2 separate regions of the Mus musculus genome follow, and region 2 is linked to region 1. Evidence: chromatin contacts called from ENCODE Hi-C or POLR2A ChIA-PET data. All regions are on one chromosome and are shown on one strand. Each heading gives the region's core, a stretch centred on a gene start or an enhancer-like site at or near the end of the contact. The rest is flanking DNA. Distances are from core to core; before and after follow the strand shown.

Region 1 (5,441 bases), core at 1,661-4,160:
TCTGTATCAGAGTCACTGAGGTCCTCAGCTGTTAAATCTTGGCTGCCTGATGACTTCTCTCCAGGCATCGTATCATTCAGGAGATCACTGCTCTCTGTTTCAGTCTCATCTAATCCGTTTCCAATAGCACCACTGTCTTTGTTGGCAACAGCCCAATGGATGGGATGCGTGGCCTGAAGATGTCGTTGAAGTGTTGAAGTTCCTAAGTGGGAACCTGGCCTACCCCGGCTCACACTTCTTTTACATATGTTACACACAGCTCTTGAGATGTGCTGAGGGTCAGTATAAAAAAAATTCCAAACTGCAGATGTCTTGGCTCTCGTTCCTGGAATTAAGGCATGCTTGACAATGTTGCTTTTGATGAGAAAGCGCCCTCTTTTTGCCCTCAGGGCATCAGATGCTGACTTATCGCGCTTCTTACCCATTCTGTTTTCATCTACAGAATCAGTAGGAATATACTCAAAGCTTCCATTGCTTCCAGGAGAAGGAGGAGACAACGATAAATCCAAGGTAAAGTCCTCCTCCCCATTAGTGACTCCAAACTTGTTGGCCCTGGTCCAGTGAGGAGAATGCCTTGCCTGAAGATGTCTTTGAAGAGTAGATGTACCAAGATGGCTGCCTGGCTTACCCCTGCTGACACTTTTTTCACACAGGTTACAAATTGCTCTCCAGGTATATTGGGGGTCAACATGAAAGAAGTGCCACACAATGGAGGTTTTGGCTCTGGTACTAGGCAGATAGATTTGCTTTTCTATGTTGCCCTCAAAAAGACTTTCTTCATCTTGCTCAGGGGCACCGGAAGCTAACGAAGCAGGGGCATCAGCAACAGGTCTCCCAGACCCCAAATCCTTACTAAACTTTTTGGCAAGAATCAATTTTTTTCGGCGTCTTTTCCCCTTAATTCGCAAACCCTTCTTTCTTTTCTTTTTAGCAGGCAATTTTGTCTCTTTATTCGCTCCTTCTGCCACCATCTTTCCCTCTACCACATCGTCTTCGTCTGTGTTTGAATTAATGGAAACGCACCCCAGAATCCCAGCATCACCAAAAGTACTGCATCTTCTGCCAGGAGAGATTGAGGAAACTGGTACACTTAGAGTACATACACTCATTCTCTTTATGTCTCCACAATGCGGACCAGAACCTCTCAGTGGGTTTATTACTCTGGCAGAAATACAGCTGACCCTCTCCACTTGTATTACCTTTCCTCCAGTTTCTATGGGGAGTCAAATTCCCTTTCAACTGATGATTTCCAAGCCAGGTTATTTTTGGAGGAAAAATGACAGCAATGGAGAACATTCCCAAACTCTGTCTTGCAGGGCTTTAGGAGTTCTTGTAACTTTCAAATTCAAATCGTCCAGTGTCCTTATGTTATAGAAAAGAGAACCGAGGCCCATTTTCCCACCGTCATGGGATCTGGAGCAGCTAAAGGTTAAGTCTTCCAAATTGCAGGTTCACGTTCTTGCTGCCGAATCAAGAACTTCATCTGCTGGAAATGCCTTCAGTTCTTAAAATATGTACTTTTAGTGAATCCACACGACAACAACACTGGCTTTCCCTTAACTTCGGGAATATTTTCAGGAAATTTCACTTAAGCTTAGTGCACCACTCAACAGTCATCATTTAAGACTGACTTGCCAATACAACCTAAAAAGTCAATTCCGGCCAGCTAAATCAGATTCCACATACTAGGCATTAGCAGTAAGCGCTAGCTGTGCCCTTTCTGTTCTGATATTTTGAAAACTATAGGTGGCTGAAGAAAAATTAACTGGAAATAAAATTTCAAAACAAGGTAACAAGCTATATTCTTCATTTACGGTTTCTATCAAGAGTTCATATTTTTAGACTGAAGCAACATTACATACAACCTGTAAATAACTCATAAATTGACATTCTATGAGCAGCCAAACTAAAATAAGCTTTAAACCACTTCCATTCCTTTTCCGTGGGCCCCCTCCCCTCCCCTCAATACCAACACGTTTACCCTACGAAAGCATGGCTACCACTAGCTGCACAGCCGCCTTCTCTGGGTTCAGAACCAAAGCCTGGTAGATGTCAACAAAACGAGCCTTCCCCATGGGGATCCGCACCGATTATGGGCGTCTAAGGGGTGTTCTTCGTACGATCTCACCAATCCTACAAGAACGAAGAGTCCCTGTAGCTCTTGACTTCGAGGATGAAGGCTTGGGCGGGAGAGTAATCAGGGTAGGGAATGGGAATAGGATACCAGAATTCGACTCTGTATGTGGAATATTAGAAAACCTCCAAAGTAGTGGGACCCTAGAGAGGAAGGCGAGGAGGTAAAGTCGGGTCCAGGCACTTGATCTGATCTCGGGAGGGAGGGCCAGCTAACTAAAGAAACTGATTCCCGGAAGAGAGCAACCTAGTGTCAGTTCCCCCTCCGGGGGTCCGAAACAGTCGCTTTTCCGGGGCTACCCGGGAATCCCGGTTCGGGAACACCGGATGTGGGGGGAGGGGGAAGAGGTTGGTAAGTAAGGGAGCAGGCGCCGTGGGGGTGGGGCGGAGCGGGTGGGGGCAGGGAGGGTGGGAAAGTGAGCTGAAGTCTGCCTAGGAGCCCAGCAGGCCGGGGCCGCCGGCGGGAGTCCGGGTAGCTGCCGTGCTGATGGGCCCGGTTCAGACTTCCCGGGCTAGGCCGAAAGTCGGGCGAGGGGAGGCCGCTGCCACTCCCCTCGCCCTCTTCTCCCTCCCAGGCCCCAAGTCACCCGGGAATCAAAAAATGGGTCTAGTTACCAGAGAACAGAAACTTTACCGAACCGATGACAATGTCTCCGACTCCCGCGTGCTGCCACGTCTTTCTCTTTTCTTAGCTGCGGTCGCCCGCCGTCCTCACAGCAGCCGAACAAGCAGAAACCCAGGACTGCCAGCGTCAAAGATGGCGCCCGGCTACAGGCTCGCCTTTAAGGCTGGGCCAGTGAAAGTGCCAGCACGACGCAAAGCGCAGGCATTCTGGGAGTTGTAGTTTCCTCTATGAGGCCAGCCTTAAAATGGCTTCTTGGGTCATAGGGTCACGTGTCACGGAGGCACGGGGACCGGAATTTCTTTCTGTGGACCCGGATGCCTATCAGAAAATTATTCTTCACGAAAGTTTTGTTTTGTTGTAAAATCAAGGAGAGAAGCAAGAAACCTGTCTACCAGATACCAAACATTCAATTTATGTTAACCAGAGTGTGTATAATGAGCCTTCCAAACCTGATAGACATTTAATTAAAAATTAGCTCCGAACTAACTGACCTGTTGTGGCAGCACTTAAGAAGCAGAGGCAAGCAAGTCTCTGTGAGTTTGAGAACACCCAGATCTATATAGTGAGTTCCAAAACAGCCAGGACTATTTAGAGAGTCCTGTATCACAAAACAAAACAAAAACAAAAACAAAAACAAAAACAAAAACTACTTTTCTCTTGCAAAGTTGAAGGACTTCCATAGCAGAAGTTCTGCTCTGGATGCTTTCCTTTACTTAATCACATTTATCTGTTTGTTTGTTTTGGCTTTTGAGACAGATATACTATGAACTCCTAACCTGGAACTTGCTCTGTAGACCAGGCTAGCCTCCAATCTTTAGCAATTCTTCCTCTCCTTGAGTGCTAGTGCCACAGGCATCTGCTACCATGCCTGGCTAGTTTTGTCTGTCTTTCTTTCTTTCTTTCTTTCTTCCTTTCTTTCTTTCTTTCTTTCTTTCTTTCTTTCTTTCTTTCTCTCCTTCCTTCCTTCTTTCTTTCTCTCCTTCCTTCTTTCTTTCTTTTTTTCTTTCTTTCTTTTTTAAGGTTTATTTATTTTATATGAGTACACTGAAGCTGTCTTCAGACACACCAGAAGAGGGCATCAGATCCTATTACAGATGGTTGTGAGCCACCATGTGGTTGCTGGGAATTGAACTCAGGACCTCTGGAAGAGCAGTCAGTGCTCTTAACCACTGAGCCTTCTCTCCAGCCCATTTGTTTGTTTTCTTAAAACAACGTGTGTTAGAAAAATAATCCATGTTTGATAAGAAAGTTACAAGATCGTGCAGTATGTAAAGCACTTTCCATGTATGCCTCAATTCCATCCCCAAAACCCATAAAGTTGTCCTCTGACATTTAAAAGTATACTGTGACAGGAACACCCATCAGACAACAATCTTTTTTTTGTTTTGTTTTTGTTTTTGTTTTCTTCAAGACAGGGTTTCTCTGTGTGGCCCTGGCTGTCCTGGAAGTCACTTTGTAGACCAGGTTGGCCTTGAATTCAGAAATCTGCCTGCCTCTGCCTCCTGAATGCTGGGATTAAAGGCGTGTGCCATCACTGCCCGGCGACAACAATCACTTTTAAAAAATGAAAATAAAATTGTAAGTTCAATCGCCAAGTTGGGGGTGTCAGGAAGTTATGAAGAGCAGTGGGGAAGGAGGAATTTACGAAGGTTGAGAGACAAGAAGGAAAAAAATATGAGCAACTACCTCTCATTATTCACGTTATTTTGTACTTTTTCTTTAATATGAAGACAGACAGAAACACACACACACACACACACACACACACACACACACACGCTCGCGCACATAGTTTTTGGGAAAGAAATGGCCTCTGGGCCTGGTATAGTAGTATACACCCCTGATTCCAGCTCTTATGCCACAATAACATAAGATCACCACAGGCTAATCAAGACTATGTAATAAAATCCACAACAAAACATTCGAGGCGTGGTGGCGAGCACCATTAGTCCCAGCACTGAGAAGGCAGAGGCAGGTGGATCTCTGAGTTCAAGGCCTGCCTGGTTACAGAGAGAGTTCCAGGACAGCCAGGGCTACACAAAGAAACCTTATCTGGAAAAACAAAACAAAAATGACATCTGACCTTGCAACTTTAAGTCATAATGACAAACCTATGCAGGGGTAGCCAGGGTGCTCTAAAAACCTTTGCTTTGTTTATTGTTTTTGCTATTACTGGGATTGGGGGGGGGGGAGGGCTTGCTTTTGTTGTATGTCGAGACAGTCTCACTCTATAGCTCAGGCTGGCTGTGAACCTCTTGTTCTGCCCCAGTTTCCCAGCTGCAGTCCTTCCAGGCCTGTGCAGCTGGCCCTCAGCTATATTTAGATAACTGTACTAGCTAGGCATTGGAGAATTCCAAAATAGGGTATGTTCCTTGTCCATATGGCAGTTTGGAGTTCTCCTGAAGATGTGGTAAGTATCTCTCAGGCAGTGAACACCAAGCATCAAGCCGTGGTTTACACGGAAGTGACACACTCAATTCTTATATGATCCAGATAGATGTGTGTGTGAGTGTGGGAAGACTATAACACCAGCATGCTTCAGTGAAAGGGACAGCTGTTATTCTTCGCTCCAGCCCATTTGTACCTAAAAGGGATGGAATGCAGGCCGAGTATTGGCATGTCTTCTGAAGTTTTTAACATGAGCAGGACAGAAAGAAAGAGAGTGGGGGGTGGGGAACGTTCA
Region 2 (5,441 bases), core at 915-3,414, 51 kb after region 1:
ATGGGACACTCAAGTATGTAACATGTGTGATGACAGAGGACATTCCCTCACTGGAAACCGTGCTGACTGTCTCCCCTCTGCCTCCCGTTCTGGGAAGGTAAATAGACCAGAAACAGGAAGGCAGTAGCAAGTGTCTAATAATCTACCAGAGGGAGCAGCAAGTCCTACGTTAAAACCGGACAGGTGCCAATTAAGCCTGGACAGACAGGGTTTCCTAAAACGGAATATGCAAAGTATGATACAAAGGCTAGCTGGACAATCAAACTAGACGAAACAATGAGAAGTGGGGAGGGGAGGGCGTAAACTCACAATCCTCCTGCCTTAGCCTCCGACAGCTGGGTTGTATGTGCGCTAATTGGTTCTGGAACTAGAGTTTGATTTAAGGTCATTTCTGAGAGGTAAGACACCACTCGTTGAGCTGACTTCCTCTTTCCAATCTAAGTTACAACTTTTGTTGCCAGCTAACAGTACACTGGTAGCCAAAAAGACTGTTATCAGTGAACAGTTCAGTACTGGCTCCATCAGGACAGACCCTGGCTAAGCATCCCCTGGGCAGAGGCTCCCTCACCCCTAAGTACACAGAGTTCCTAGTCCTGTGGGGTGCGGGGGGGGGGTGGTGGGGGGGGGTGGTGGGGGTGGAATTAATGTCACATCTGAAGAGGCGGAGTTAGAAGAGGAGGGGAGGAACAAAGCAGGACGGGGTGAAACAAAGAAAAACAAAACAAAGCAACTCAAGGAAAGAAGCAGCGAGCAATGCAGAGGAACAATCAGAAAACAGGGTTATCGTCTTTAAAATAGTTAAGGTTAATAACTTTCCAACATTAAAAAAAAAAACAATAAAATGAAACCAGGGTATCCAGCCTGGTTTTAGCTGGGGTAGGGTAGAATTTTTTTTTCTTTTCTTCCCTTAAGTCAAAAGATCAAAGGGGTGGGTGGGGGACCCGAAAAGCACTAGTAACCATGGTTGGTTAAAGTGGATGCCACGTGCTCTCTTGTGGTCGCTTTAGTAAATCATGCATTGTAACATACTCTCACTCACTGCCCACAGGAGGAGATGTAACTGCAGAAGAGATGGCAGAAGAGATGGAGGGGCAAGTTCTGAGTGATGCAACTGCTGCGGAATAGGAGCTAGGAACCAGTTTTACATCAAGGTGTTGAGTCATGTTCTCTCGGACTCTCTTTAAGGGGGCTTCCGTCTGGAATTTGTTAATTACGTCAATCTGCAAAGAATCAGAGAGTGAGACAGCTTTGCTCCACAGTCAGAGAGAAGGAAGAGGAAGGCAGGGTCAGGAGGGCTGGGGAGAGGGGTAGGAGATCAAGAGAGCTATTCCCTTAAACCCAGAGCAACAGGTGAGGGTGGGGCGGGGGAGGGCAGTAATTGCAAACCACACTGTCATTGTCATTTAAGGAACAATTTGCTATGGATTTTCAAACACCCAGCTAGGATTGGGTTTCCTTTTCCCCTGTAGCCTAGGATGGACAGGCACAAAAGAACTTCTCCCCAATGGTAACAGGTAGCTTTTTCATTATGTTGACCTGTACTATTAAAAATAAGGCATGCAATTTGACATACCAGAAACTAAGTACATATTAGTGAAATGTAAGACCCAAGAGCCTCTACACCAACTAAGTCAACTAATTGTTTGTTTGTTTGTTTGTTTTTGCAAATTTCCCAGGAAGTTAACACGTGTGTAAAGAAGATGGGCAGTATAGCAGTCCACACAAGTGGCCTTGGTGAAAAGACTGCCAGGTTGAGTGGCTTGGTTTGGAGGAGGTGTCTTTTTTGACGCTTCCTCCAGCTGCAGTGGTGCTTAGGATTCTGCTGGTACATGACGCACAATTCTGAAACTCACTCATGACTTAAGCACTGGAGACCTTCACTGGCAGACTGGTGCTGGCGACGCTGGGAGGCTGCCGCTGCTGCCACTCTCCCCCACCCGCCTACCACAGCAGCCTTCTGGCTTTCCGCTTTCTCCTTCTTAGGGATGGAGGCAATTAATATCATCGCTTTCCCGCAGTAAGCAATGATCTGGGGTCTTAATCAATCTACCACCCTTCTCCTTGACTCCTAAGCAATAAGGAGCAAATAGAAAGGGATTCCTTTATCTTTCAGAGATCGATTGGGATTCTGTGACTGCATCCCCAGAAGGAAGGTTTCTCCTGAGTCAGACTCCTGTTCTTGTAAACAGAGCCTCTGGAGAAGCCATGAAATACTTAGGGGTGGAGACCAAGTATGAGCTAAAAATGCTTCCCCACACAGTGGCCTGCTGGCTGAGGCTGTAGGAGGTGAGGGCTGCCCTTAGGGGGCGGATTTCAGTCCCATTAAGAAGGTAGAGGCTCCTTCCTAGGAGCTTAGAGTGTTACAGGGTCCAACTTACATAATGAAAACTGCATTCTGAGTTTACTGTTCTAAGAGTCCAGCCCTTTAATTCTTCAAATGTTTGCTTTCTAGTGCTTTTTCCTCCCCCAAACTAAAGGGTAAAGGTGAAGGGAGGAAATGCCTAGAGCCAGGGGAAGGGGGAAATCCCAGCCAGCACTGGGCAGTCACTTGGCAACATCTCCCACCCCACGTGTTGCAATTGGGGACCAGCAGCCAGACTGTAAGGGCTTTTGTTGGAATCCTCCTGAGACTGAACAAAATCCCTCCTGATGGGGGTGGGAGGGCTTTGGACATGGAAGATGCAGTTAGCACACTCAGTCTCATTTGCTCAGTTAGGTGCCAGTTACAATGTTGTGGATGGATCCTATCAGCGGCATCTTCAATAGGCTGCTGTTGGAGGCTGTTTAGGCTTTTGCTTGTTTTTTTTTTTTTTTTTTTTGAGGTAGGGTCTAGCTACACAGCCCAGACTGGCCTAACTAGGAATCTTCCCACCTCAGCCTCCTGAAGATTGTTAGATGTGCACCACATGGTTGGCCTCAGATTTAGGTTTTAAAGTCAATCTGGCCCAGCTCCCTTCCATTCTAGCAGGGAAAGAGGTATGCCTGAAGGTATGTGTGCTGTGGAGATCGGAGAGGTACGGAAAGGGGATGCAAACTGGGAGTGCAGGAAAAGGAAGAGCCATGAATCTCAGCTCCCCAGAAAGAAGACTGGCAAGAAGCAAGGAGGCTCTGGAAGGAGGGGATCCTGGCCAGGAAAAAAACAGGGACAAAACCAAAATAAATAAATAAATATTAAAAAAAAAAAAAAAGCAAACACACAGTAGAAGAGGACCCTGAAGGGAAGAAAAGCAAAGAGGTTATTTTGAAAGGAGCAGACCTGAAGAGATGGAAGTCAAGGTGCTAAATTCTACGGGCACCCAAGGGACTCAGTGGGGGTGGGGGTGGGGGTGGGCAGAGGTGGGGACTTGCTATCATGAGGTGATATATGTAAGTCAGGATTCAGTTCCCTTCCTAGGAAAAAGAGGAGAGGAGCCCAGGGTTTACGACCTGTATCTTGCCCATTTTCTACCTGGTGTCTTCCTGGGGGGTTGGGGGTGGGTGGGAGGCAGTTCCTACCAGGTAAGCAGTTTAAAATGTGAATTAGCTTGTCTTCCCTGTACACTAAAGGGGATGGGGGAGGGGGAGGCTGGCCAGGCAATTTTCTAAACCAGCCAAAGGCCAGTTTTTGAAAGTGAAATATTTTGATCTCTCGCCAACTAGGGGGAAGAAACAGGTCTTGCTCAGGACAGTCCCCTCAAGATCTTGGAATTGACGGTTTGTTTGGGAATCTTGGGACTAAAACCATAAAAGGTTGAGGGGTCTCCGAAGCTGTCCCAGTAGCGATGCATGGAAGTCGGGGGAAATGGGGTTAGGGCTACAAGCAGGGGACTCACTTGTACTCTGTTTCAGAAATTCCCTTTTTGGGAAGCCAGTCTGAATTCTTCCAAAGATATCAGGCACAGAGAGACTGCTGTTTATAGCTACTTAATCATCAGATGCCCCAGAGAGGCCTTGCATCAAGGTGGAACAATGGAAGAAGGTGAGCTTCTTTAACAAAGACCTCCCCAGATAACAGCTCTCACTTCGACCAGTCAGGGATGCTGGCTTTCCTTCCAGTGTTATAAAATCAGGGCCTCTTAGTTCTTCCATCAGGGCAGGGAAGGGACTACACAGTCCCTATCTTGGGGTCGTGGCTGGTACTGGAATAGACCTTATGTGGGAAGACATCTCCACTGACAAACCTGGGGTGGGGGTGGCGATGGGTTGAAGGGCTAACCACAGCTGAGGAACTCGGGGACCGTGGTCCAGTCTGTTGGCCCATGGTCCAGTCTGCCGACTAGTCCCTCCTAGAGGAATCCCCCAGAGACCTCTGGCCCTGTTGGCCCTGAAGTTAAGGAACACAGGCTGCGCTTGAACAGTGAGCCTTACGAAAGGGGTAAAGGTGTTGACTGCCAGGAATTACTGCCTTCCTACCCTTTCCCAGGATGGGGAGACTTCTTCTCCCAGGGTAAGGACAGGCCACCACAGAGTACCTGAGTCTGAATCCGGTTCAGGCCACGGACCCAGAGGATCTGGCCTCGGCGAAGCTCCATCTCGGCAAGGTCAATCTCGTCCATTCCCTCAGTATCCCTGCTGATGTCCTCTTTGTCACTGCCGTGGCCAGCCTCCTTCAGGAACTTCAGAGACTTGGTAGGTATTGCAGAGATGACCTGAGAGCAGTCACAGCCAAAGGGGACAACAGCCACATTGGAGAAGAAAAGATGTTAGCTGGCCTGAGCCAGGCCCTTGGGAGGCTCCTAAGCCTCAAGCCTTTCCCACCTGAGAAGCACCAAGAAGCACTAAGCTGCCCAGGAGATGAACCCATTGTTCCAGTTGATTGCACTTGGGAAGGTGCCAGCATTTGTGGACACACAGAAGGGGACTTGATTCCTGTAATCTCCCAGCCACTTCATTACACTCACACTCTGTCTCCGTCTTGACTCTTCCTTCCCAGTGGGATCTTTGTCTTTTTTAAGACAACTGAACAGAGCTATAAAGCAGGCACACATCAGGAAGATGGGGCCAAGGGCAAATCGAGCTGGGAGAGAAATGCGTTGTACATGTGGGGTGGAGGGACTGAGACACGAATTGGAACACAATTAGCTAAGCTGACTTTCATCCCTTCCTTAATCCCGCTTTTAGCTTGGGAAGCGGCACTAGGGGATTCTCAGTATAGACTTGAGATCTGCGGAGAACAGTCCAGGCCAGAACTAAGCATGGTATTAAGGGAAGGATGAAACTCAAAGCTACGATGACATTGTCGCAATTAGTATTAACACTCACTGAGTACTTATAACAGGTATTGTCATGTTTTTGGTTCAATAATCGTTCACTAGTTAACAACAAGTAATGATCACTCTGTTATCCTATGTGGAGATCCCTAATAAATGGACTGGCTAAGGAACTTGCCCATGGCTACTAAAGTTTGTGAAGAGAAGAAGGGTGATTCCAGCCCCAGCGGCTTCCAGAGGCTGTGCTGATCC

Evidence for each region. A loop is a pair of places that touch in the nucleus more often than their neighbours do. ChIA-PET counts read pairs that join two places held with the same protein, here RNA polymerase II (POLR2A).
Region 2: POLR2A ChIA-PET joins it to region 1 with 16 read pairs in embryonic stem cell. The contact joins the enhancer-like site here to the promoter of Zc3h11a in region 1. A Hi-C loop is called at or near these places in 3 of 37 maps with a recorded cell type or tissue (Patski, mouse trophoblast stem cell and v-Abl transformed pro-B cells). POLR2A ChIA-PET finds 5 or more read pairs at or near these places in 4 of 5 experiments (Patski and embryonic stem cell).

The regions. Positions count from the first base shown.
Region 1 is chr1:133,658,489-133,663,929 of GRCm38, forward strand. Zc3h11a (zinc finger CCCH type containing 11A) reads right to left here and starts at 2,911. Exons shown (of 18, transcript NM_001276767.1): 1 at 2,749-2,911. It overlaps Zbed6 (zinc finger, BED type containing 6), which reads right to left and starts at 2,397. Exons shown (of 1, transcript NM_001166552.1): 1 at 1-2,397. The coding sequence starts at 1,109.
Region 2 is chr1:133,710,603-133,716,043 of GRCm38, forward strand. Atp2b4 (ATPase, Ca++ transporting, plasma membrane 4) reads right to left here. Exons shown (of 20, transcript NM_213616.4): 19 at 4,452-4,628. Among named protein-coding and RNA genes, the nearest start is that of Mir6903, 13 kb to the right of the region's middle. Within about 2 kb of position 2,165, at least 2 of the 3 ENCODE cell types and tissues checked have a DNase peak (open chromatin) inside an H3K27ac peak, as active enhancers do.